2 separate regions of the Homo sapiens genome follow, and region 2 is linked to region 1. Evidence: read pairs that join two places in POLR2A ChIA-PET (ENCODE). Cell type or tissue: Panc1. All regions are shown on one strand. Each heading gives the region's core, and the rest is flanking DNA. Links, peaks and the distances in the headings are about the cores only.

Region 1 (5,377 bases), core at 149-5,148:
TGTTGCTCTTAGGAGGAAATTACTGGAGCAGGTACACACCCACATAGTTTTGAGGACATTGTTCCTAAATCTCTGATATCATGCACATCTCCCATGTCAGAGATGCTCGTGGAAGTGTGCTGGGTGGAGCGTCTAGATTAGCTGTCTCTCATTACACCTTGTCTTTTGGGTTTCTAGGCATATAGTTTACAATCTAGCCTTGGGTTGTCATCCATGAGATCAATCTCCTGCAATTTTAATTTTTGTGCTTATAACTAAGTCTTCTTTAATGATGCTTTAATTGGGAATTTTGGCCTAAATATTCAAAAGATTTCATCGGAGAAACTTCAGGGAAAGTATCTTTTACAATATACATATTGGCAGTTTTGATTAAATAAATTATTTATGCCATCTGCTGGTCTTCTTAGGTCTCACTTTTTCATTATTAATTTTTTTTACATTTAACTTGTATTTATGCTATACACAAATGTGTCTAGAATAATCCTTCAATCAAACCCATAAATGTTTTATAAGGAAGGTACTGAGTTACAGAACTTGATTCTGACCCATACCATCTATTTTTAAAATTTCCCCGTCCAAGACTAATTTAAAAAGATATTTATATATTATTTAGGGGAGAGCAATTATTCTGTAGTATAGACTAAGATTGCTAAACAGTGTGTATTTTGGACTTCAAAGCCTTTATGAATATCAAAGAAGGTACATGATCCTGCTGAATAGTGAAGTTTGTCATCTCTACAAATGTAAAATAGCTCATTTAGCTAGAAATTCATTAAATGACTCTTCCTCCAAGAAAAAACTAACAAAGGTAACAAAGTCATTGCAACTGTTTTGTGTCCCCTTTGCCATCTGCCATCCCTCTATTCCTACCTGCCTCCTTCTAGTACATAGTCAGGTTGGAAGAATGTTTTAGGTAACCCATGATTGATGTTTCCCGATTAATTCATATATATGCCTCAGAGTACTATAGGAGACTAATGAGGAGCAAATCGATGTGCTGCTAGAACTCTCCAAATTGAATTTTGCGTGAGGGTAACATTTTTTTTTTAATTATAAAAGAAAACATGTTAATTGTAGTAATTTTGGAAAATGCAGGCAAGTACGAAGAAAAATAAAAATAATCCATAGCAAGCTCTACATAGGCAGTATTAACATTTTATTTTATTTATTTTTATTTATTTATTTTTTTGAGACAGAGTCTCATTCTGTCACCCAGGCTGGAGTGCAATGTTGTGATCTCGGCTCACTGCAACCTCCGTCTCCCAGATTTAAGCGATTCTCGTGCCTCAGCCTCCCGAGTAGCTGGGATTACAGGCGCCTGCCACCATGCCTGGCTAATTTTTGTATTTTTAGTAAGAGACAGGGTTTCACCATGTTGGCCAGGCTGGTCTCGAACTCCTGACCTCAGGTGATCCACCCACCTCAGCCTCCCAAAGTGCTGGGATTACAGGCGTGAGCCACTGCACAGGCCTTTTTTTTTTTCTTTTTAACAATTTTAAATAAATAAAATAGAGACAGGGTCTCACTATGTTGCCAGGATGATCTCAAACTCTTGGATCTGGAACTCTTGGCTTCAGTGATCCTCCCGCCTTGGTATCCCAAAGTGCTGGGATTACAGGCATGAGCCACCTCTCCCAGTCAAACAACTAATAACTACGCCCAGGAGAAGGTCAGCTGCGGGGGTTAAGCCCTTGGGCTGGTTTTAGTGTTGCCCCTACTCCAATCTCCCTGTGGAGTTCTTAGGGGAAAAAGCTGCGAGTAATTTCAGCACTAAAGGAATTTCCTGAAAAAAGTGGGGAATCTTTTAAAATAATAATAATTAAAAAAGCTTATGTAAAATCGATGGCTGGTAACAAGAGATGTAAATAACAATTCAGACAGAGGTTTGTTGAAATCCTAGGATATTTTAACTGAGATGGTTTCAGAGAATAGCTATTCTGTCCAAACCAAAGAGCAAAGAGTATATATAATTTCCTAAACATTTTTGAGTATGTAAAACACACATACCAGGATTGAAATATACAGCTGCACCTGACACATACAGCACAACTCCAGGGGTGCCATTTGCAGATAAGAATATGAAGAGCCCACTTTGGATTACACAGTGGCAGCCCTTTGCAGATAGTACACAAATCAAAGATTCAAACAGGTAAACAGCAGGAAGTTAGTTTCTCTGCCACCTTGTCCCCTAGGTGTCCTATCTGGGGCAGCAATTCATTAATCTTTGAGTGTCCTTCTCAAGTTTTTTTTTTTTCTTTTTTTGAGACAGAGTCTCACTCTGTCACCCACACTGGAGGCCAGAGTGTAGTGGCACGATCTCGGCTCCCTGCAACTTCTGCCTCCTGGGGTTCAAGCGATTCTGCCTCAGCTTTCTGAGTAGCTGGGATTACAGGCATGCGCCACCCGGGCTAATTTTTGTATTTTTAGTAGAGATGGGGTTTCACCATGTTGGCCAGGCTGGTCTCAAACTCCTGACCGCAAGTGATCCACCCGCCTCGGCCTCTCAAAATGCTGGGATTATAGGTGTGAGCCACCGCCATGCCCGGCTAGCACTGATATTTTTAATACCATACTGTTTGCTGGTTCATGTTACCCAAGAAGCAGGGCTGCTCTTGATCATCCTTCTTTGATTTCTTGTCTAGACCGAGAGGCCTCTGCATTATTTTAAGCAAGTAGGGAACACTCACCCTTAACAGGAGCAGTGGGCCATTTCTGCAGGCCCATATGGTTTAGAGGGATCTATAGTCTCAAGGTTTTTAAGTGCATCAATCCAAATACCCCTGTCCCAAGTCTCAGGATTTCACTTCTTCCTAGTCAAGACCTTCACCTTGATGTAGCAGACTTGCTAAGACTAAGAACTCAAATTTCTCTGGAGTTCTGCCACCCTTAGAAGTAAATGCAGGGCCCCATCTCAAGCTTTTTCTGCCCTCTGGCTGTGGGAGATGAGAGTCCCTGGATAAGCTGCCAAGGAATCCCTCTTTGTTTTCACACTGGGCCTTCAGTTGGTGATTCATCACCTTCCCTCTTTTGATGTCTTTTAAAAATGCATCAAGGATCCTCAGAAAGAGCCATGTGGTTCATTGTCCTTCGTGGTTAGTACTTTTTCCAATCTCTCAAAACCTTAGATATTGCAGTGGCTGGTACATTCTCTTCCAGGAGTATTCCATCCAAGATCACCACTAGTGAAAGTTTAACAACTGCACTGCATGCCAGGAGCTGGCAGTGCGACTCCTACCATCAGCAATGGGGTCTTCATTGCCAACTGGCAGATGGGTAATCACTGTAGAGTCTGTTTCCACAAACCACTCCCGGCCCTGGCTTAGGTTGGGTTCTCCAGGAAACAGACTCTGAGATGAAGGTTTTTGTGCAGGTGGTTTATTGAGGAATGTTCTTAGAGTCAACACCTCACTTTGGGAGATCGAGGCAGGCAGATCACCCGAGGTCAGGAGTTCGAGACCAGCCTGGCCAACATGGTGAAACCCCATCTCTACTAAAAATACAAAAATTAGCTGGGCATGGTGGCGCACACCTGTAGTCCCAGTTACTCAAGAGGCTGAGGCAGGAGAATAGCTTGAACCCAGGAGGCAGAAGTTGCAGTGAGCCGAGATTGCATCACTGCACTCCAGCCGGGGCGATAAGAGTGCGACTCCATCTCAAAAACAAACAAACAAACAAACAAACAGCTACCTGTAGAACTGGGCAGAAGGAGGCAATGCAGTCACAGCAAACACCAGAGTCATTCTGGAGCAGCTGTGACCCTTCAGTGTTATCCCACTGTGGGAAATCAAAGTATGCCATCCCCAAATATCTTTCTTTGGCATATTTGAAGGTGGCTCTTCAGAGGGGCTGCAGACACAGGAATAGCTCTGTAAAGCTGTCTTTTTGGGGGAGAGATTTGCACCTCTGGAGGAAATCATTATTAGCAAGAGATGCAAACAAAGGCTCTCTCTGAGGTGCCCTTATCAGGATCTAGGAAAGATTAACTCACAGGAAAAGGAGACTAAATCTCTGGCGTTTTTAAAGGTCTGACAGCAAAACTTTACCACAGGTCCATCTATTCTCTCTGAGGGCTGCTACTCGAGAGAATTCATCCATTTAATAAGACAGCCTTTGCTCACCCATGAGTTTCCTCCTTTTCTCCCCCAGTAAACCTGTTGCCACCTCCCACCAGGAGCTCCAAGCCTCTCTTCCTTTCTGTGTAGTATAAAAACATCAGTCATTTGGTCCTTCTTTTAGTTTCACATTTTGTGTGGCTCCTATGCATATGATACATTTGTATGTCTTTTCTCCTGTTAATCTGCCTGTTGCCAGTTTATTTCAGTAGATTTTAAGACTCGAACTAAAAAATTTAAAAAATTGCCAGGCATGGTGGCTCACACCTGTAATCCCAGCACTTTGGTTGAGGCAAGTGGATCACTTGAGCTCAGGAGTTCGAGACCAGCCTGGCCAACATGGTGAAATCCCCTCTTTACCAAAAATATAAAACTTAGCTGGGTGTGGTGGCACATGCCTGGAGTACCAGATGCTTGGTGGGTTGAGGTGGGAAGATCACTTGAGCCAGGAGGCAGAGGCTGCAGTGAGCTGAGTCCAGCCTGGGTGACAGAGTGAGACCTTGTCTCAAAAAAATAAATTAATTAATTAAAATACATAAATAAATAGATAAAAGTCTGGGTGTGGTGGCTCATGCTTATAATCCCAGCACTTTGAGAGGCCGAGGCAGGAGGATCATTTGAGCCCAGGAGTTTGAGACCAGCCTTGGCAACATACGGAGAACCCGTGGCTACAAAAGATTTTTAAAAATAATAACAATAAGTTTAAAAAGACTCAAACCTTCAGAGCCGGAGGGATAAATTCCCTTTGCCCCTATACCACCCTGAGGCAAGGGAGCTGACCCCTGTCATCCTACACTGAAGGATGGCTGGATGTGGGCTGTCCCCAGGAGGGGCTGTGACTGACCTTGGCTGAGGTGGCTGTATTTGCAGGGGGCAATTTCCTGAAAGAACTCAGCTTAGAGATGTCATCCTCCAACCTTCTCAGCAGCTGAGGTGAGGAAAGCCTCAGTGCTGAAGCAGGGGCCTGGGTGATGCTCCAATGTCCACCTCAGAGATTATAAGTAAAATTCAATAAAGGATTAGTGAGAAAAGGGATCAAAGACAGTTCACTGGAGAAACTCCTGCATGTACATCACAATAGGAAGAAGAATTGCCAGAAAAAGAGATGCCAGAGAGAGAACAAAGTGAGCAGACAGCCTTGGGACACAAGGAAGCTGATGGGAGAAGTCCACAGGAAGCTTGGAGTTTCTTAATCCAGTCTCCTAGCTTTATTTTATTTTTATTTTTTATTAAGAGAGTCTCACTTTGTTGCCCAGGCTGGAGTG
Region 2 (5,377 bases), core at 201-5,200, 210 kb after region 1:
AGACAAATTAAGCTGACACTGATCCAAAATGCTGCTTCTTAAAGAGTCCACCTAGTTAGGTTATACATTAATTATGGGCTATGCATATAGAATGAGTTATAGGTTATTTGTGGGCTATGTACATTTTCCCCAGTGATATTTTAAGAACGAGAGGGAGCAAGACCAAACTGTCAGAAAATAAATGTTATTTAATCCATTTGATAAAGGATGGTTCAATTCCCAGATCAACCAACAAAAGGTATAATAGGATAGAACCCAACAACCCTTTACAAAGTATTTCTATAAGGAGCCTCCTGAGTTGTAAGTTTTAACTGAGATGAAGAGGAACACGGTTCTACCTGCTGTAAACCAGGCAACCACAGCCCAATGCTCTCCCTCCAGCTGCGCTCCTGCAGTGTGGCTCCAAGGACTGCCAGTGGAGAGAAGGCAGGGAAATAGAGGAAATGGGGGCAGGGACAAAGTTCTCAGTGGCTTATCAAGGAGCCAGGGAGAAGCCCTCCTCACAGTGGGGCAAGACTTTGGGAGGGAGTAAGAGGACATGGGAGGGGGTAGGAGGGACTTTCAGGGTAGCTGCTTCTGTGGGCACAAAAGCAGTAGCTCCCATGGGTGACCGGGACTTTAGGATGACAACAAAGCAAAGAAGAAAAAATGCTGTAATTATTCAACATACAGATCATGTTTAGAAGGGTCTGACTGGCCTTTCTCCCTCACTCCCTTTACATACCTTTCAGTTTTTTTGTTTGTTTGTTTGTTTTTACGAGACGGAGTCTCACTCTGTCACTCAGGCTGGAGTGCAGTGGCACCATCTCAGCTCACTGCAACCTCTGCCTTCTCCTGCCTCAGACTCCCAAGTAGCTGGGATTACAGGCGCACACCACCACACCCAGCTAATTTTTGTATTTTAGTAGAGACGGGGTTTCACCATGTTGGCCAGACTGGTCTTGAATTCTTGACCTCAGGTGATCTACTCGCCTCGGCCTCTCAAAGTGCTGGGATTATGGGCATGAGCCACCGTGCCCTACCCTTTCAGTTCTTTTAATTGAAGCAACTAAAGAGATAAAACCCCATTTTCTCCATAAATATAAAATTTTTATTATGTTCTCAGTTGAGAAACAGTTGAAATTATTTATGATACTATGCATAAAAGGCTGCCAACCACAGTTTTAAATTTAGCCTACTGTCTGGAACAGATGCAAAATGAAAAAATTTGCTACAGAAAATTATAGATCCAATCTGATAAGACTCTAGAAAATAATCTGTTTAGCTTCTCTCAAAATAAAAATTCAGAAGAGTCAATTATAAATAGTAGTTATAGATGTGGTATTTTTGTTTCCCACTGGAGGCTTCTCAGAAGATATGGTATTTTTTTTAATACGCTAAAATCAGCATACAAGAGGACAATGTTGTACTACTTGGGGTAACTTAAAGAAAACAACTTTTAAAAAATCAGTCTTCAGAGGCCGGGCACGGTGGCTCACGCCTATAATCCCAGCACTTTGGGAGGCCGAGGCAGGTGGATCACGAGGTCAGGAGATTGAGACAATCCTGGCTAACATGGCAAAACCCCATCTCTACTAAAAATACAAAAAATTAGCCAGGTGTGCTGGCGGGCACCTATATTCCCAGCTACTCGGGAGGCTGCAGCAGGAGAATGGCGTGAACCTGGGAGGCAGAGCTTGCAGTGAGCTGAGATCAGGCCACTGCACTCCAGCCTAGGCGACAGAGCGAGACTCTGTCTCCAAAAAAAAAAGCAGTCTTCAATAGAACTTACGTGCAGAAATTTGCTACCAACAACTCTATGAATCAGAGAACTGCTTTAACTATGTCAAACAATTCAATTAAGAGAATTCTCTGATATCTTCTGCTGTTTCTTTATGTGCTTCTCACCATAAACTTCTTATCTGCAGGATGACTACTTTGTGAATTTCCTCATTCATTAAATATTTGGGGGCCATCCTGCAATCAGCTAGCTGCTAAAATGTACGTCAGATTTTTTTTAAACTCTACCTTTGAGGCCAGGCACAGTGGCTCACACCTATAATCCCAGCACTTTGGGAGGCCGAGGCAGCCAGATCACTTGAGGTCAGGAGTTTGAGACCAGCCTGGCCAACATGGTGAAACCCCCTCTCTACTAAAAATACAAAAATTAGCCAGGCATGGTGGCAGGTACCTGTAGTCCCAGCTACTCGGGAGGCTGAAGCGGAAGAGTCACCTGAACCCAGGAGGTGGAGGTTGCAGTCAGCCAAGATCGTACCACAGCACTCCAGCTTGGGTGACAAAGCAAGACTCTGTCTCACTTAAAACAAACAAACAAACAAAAACTCTACCTTTGAGAAGTTTCCAGCTAGCTTAGGAAAGGACATGTATATAAATAATAGACAGCTGACTTAGAATGAGACAGAACACCTGATTCCTGCCCACAAGCTACTTCCAGCTAAGCGGAGAGACAGATGTATGTCACAATGTCAGACACTAAGAGACAGAGGCACAATTCACAGAGGTGAGCCAGACTGGAGACACATGGTTGGACGAGGACAAAGTTTGCCAGATCAGGGAGGCAGTGAAAAAGGAATAAATAAATCCGAGGCATAGTGCTAGAACATCCATCGCCAGGAAACATGTGGATAAATGTCTGGAGACCTGGTGAGAAGGCTGGGCTGGAGAGCAGATACAGGAGCCACCAATCCACACAGAAGTAGCAGGTGCAGCCTTGGTTATGGACGAGGCTGCCTGGAGGGAGTGTGAGCAACAAGACATGAGAGGACCTGAGAATGGAGATGTTGGAGAACACCAACATTTAAATAAGCAGCGGAAGGAGGACTAATAGGAGGTAGAGAGTGGCATGAGAGATACAAAGACCAACTGATACGGGTCTTTGGAGCCTCTGATTGAGTATTCTGACACCACATCTGTAATTTTTCTCCTAAACCATGAGAACACTCCAAACTAAAAGTTATTTAACTCTCACCCAATGCTTTCACCTTTATAGGGTCAAAAGGGGGCTGAAACCAGGTGACCAGTGACCAGGAGCCAGTGGTAGACAGGAAATGGAGGGAGCTTTTGTTTCGTTTGAGTTTGGAAGATAGGGGAAGACTTCCTGGAGGAGGTAATATTTGAGATGAGTCATAAAGAATGGAGGCCAGGTGTGGTAGCTCATGCCTGTAATCCCAGCACTTTGGGAGGCTGCAGTGGGAGGACTGCTTGAGGCCAGGAGTTCCAGACCAGCCTGGGCAACACGGCGAGACACCATCTCTACAAATTTTTTTTAAAAAATTAGCTGGATGTGGTGGCTGAGGTGGGAGGATCACTTGAGCCCAGGAGGTTGAGGCTGCAGTGAGCCGTGAGCGCGCCACTGCACTTGAGCCTGGGCGACAGAGTGAGACCTTGTATCAAGAAAAAAGAAGGCTGGGCGCGGTAGCTCACGCCTGTAATCCCAGCACTTTGGGAGGCTGAGGTGGGTGGATCACCTGAGCTCAGTAGTTCAAGACCAGCCTGGCCAACATGGTGAAACCCCTTCTCTACTAAAAATACAAAAATTAGCCAGGCATGGTGGCGTGTACCTGTAGTCCCAGCTACTCAGGGGACAGAGGCAGGAGAATCGCTTGAACCTGGGAGGCAGAGATTGCAGTAAGCTGAGATCGAGCCATTGCACTATAGCTTCGGCGATCAAGCAAGACTCTGTCTCAAAAAAAAAAAAAAAAAAAAAAAAGAATGGAGAAATCTATAGGATCACAGAGTGTTTATGGGAAAGAAGGGGAAAGTACCCTAGGCAAAGGAAATGGCGTTAGCAAATGCGCAGGCTGGGGTTGGGGAGGCTGTGCATAGCAGAGGGCAAGGTGCACATGGCTGCCGGATAAAAGGAGAGGAAAACCCATAAAGCAGTTTTGGGAAGTAAACCTAGAAAGGGAGGTTAGGGCAAGCAAGAAGGGGTTTCCATCTCCTGCCTACCACTGGCTCCTGATTACTGGTCACGTGGTTTCAGCCCCCTTATGACCCTTCAAAGATGAAAGGGTTGGGTGGGAGTTAAATAACTTTTAGTTTGGAGTGTTCTCACAGCTTAGGAGAAAGATTTCAGATGTGACGTCAGGATACTCATACAAGCCTGGGCTCCGCACTTAGCAATGTGATGTGGGCATGAACTTCTTGAACATCAGCTTTAAGATATGTAAAGTAGGTGTGCCAGGTGTTAAACTAGTGTCTCTCAGCTCCAATGCCACCCTTCTCGACTCTGCTTTGCAATGCCAGAGCTGGAACTCTGCAAACCACACTTCTGCTTTGCCAGTGCTCCTCATCAGACTCTGCTAAAAGTGGAGTTAGAGGGAGATACAAGGCTAGAGGAGAAAGATGGGACTTACTCCTTTCTGTTAGCCCTCTGACTGCTTCCTGTCGGCTTGTGTCAGTCTAGCAACGGTTATTCATCTGGGCAGCAGCAGTTCGTTTTAGTAGCAGTGTCTGAATCCAGTATGCAGTTTTCACTCGAAAAATCAACAGAATTGGCCAGGCACAGTGGTTCATGCCTGTAATCCCAGCACTTTGGGTCACTTGAGGTCAGGAATCCGAGACCAATCTGGCCAACATGGTGAAACCCCATCTCTACTAAAAACAAAACTTAGTCGGGTGTGGTGGTGCATGCCTATAATCCCAGCTACTCGGGAGGCTGAGGCAGGAGAATCGCTTGAATCCAGGAGGCAGAGGTTGCAGTGAACCAAGATCGCACCACTGCACTCTAGCCTGGGTGACAGAGTGAGGCTCCATCTCAAAAAAAAAGAAACAAAAATCCACAGAATTACTTCAAGGCCTTTGCACTTGCTGTTCCCTCTCCCTAGGATGCCTTTTCCTCCAGATATCCACATGACCCACTTGCTCACTCCTTCAGGTCTTTATGTAAATGTTGTCTTCTCAATAAGGTCTTCCCTGACTCTCCTATTTAAAATTACAACTTCTCCCAGGACTCACTGTCAGCCCCCTTGTCTGTCTTATTTTTCCCAGAAGTACTCATCACCATTGACGTCCTACATATCTGTACTTGATTGTGTATTATATGCCTGCCCCTACCAAAAAGTAAACATTACAAAGGTAAGAATTTGCCAGGCCTGATGGCTCAGGCCTGTAATCCCAGCACTTTGGGAGGCTGGGGCAGGTGGATTGCTTGAGCCCAGGAGTTTCAGACCAGCCTGGGTAACACGTCAAGGCCTCATCTCTACAAAAAATACAAAAAATTAGCTTGGTGAGGTAGTATGCACCTATAGTCCCAGCTAGTTGGGGGACTGAGGCGGAAGGATCACCTGAGCCCAGGAGGTTGGGGCTGCAGTGAGCTATGATGGAGGCACTGCACTCCAGCCTGGGTAACAGTGTGACCCTGTCTCAAAAAAACAAA

What was found. ChIA-PET counts read pairs that join two places held together with the same protein. Peaks named below come from ENCODE experiments on the same cell type or tissue, not always from the same donor. Only the 100,000 strongest peaks of a DNase experiment are listed, where the experiment ranks them.
Region 2: POLR2A ChIA-PET joins it to region 1 with 13 read pairs; 2 of 35 experiments call an interaction of 5 or more read pairs at or near these places.

Annotation. Positions count from the first base shown.
Region 1 is chr2:61,633,055-61,638,431 of GRCh38, forward strand. No RefSeq gene overlaps it. Among named protein-coding and RNA genes, the nearest start is that of XPO1, 97 kb to the left of the region's middle. In Panc1, for the core only: a CTCF peak has its summit at 2,942; a DNase peak (open chromatin) is centred at 2,922; H3K27ac peaks cover 1,151 bases.
Region 2 is chr2:61,842,404-61,847,780 of GRCh38, forward strand. All of the region lies in intron 1 of FAM161A (FAM161 centrosomal protein A), which reads right to left. Among named protein-coding and RNA genes, the nearest start is that of FAM161A, 9.0 kb to the right of the region's middle. In Panc1, for the core only: no CTCF peak of the experiment used is centred there; no DNase peak of the experiment used is centred there.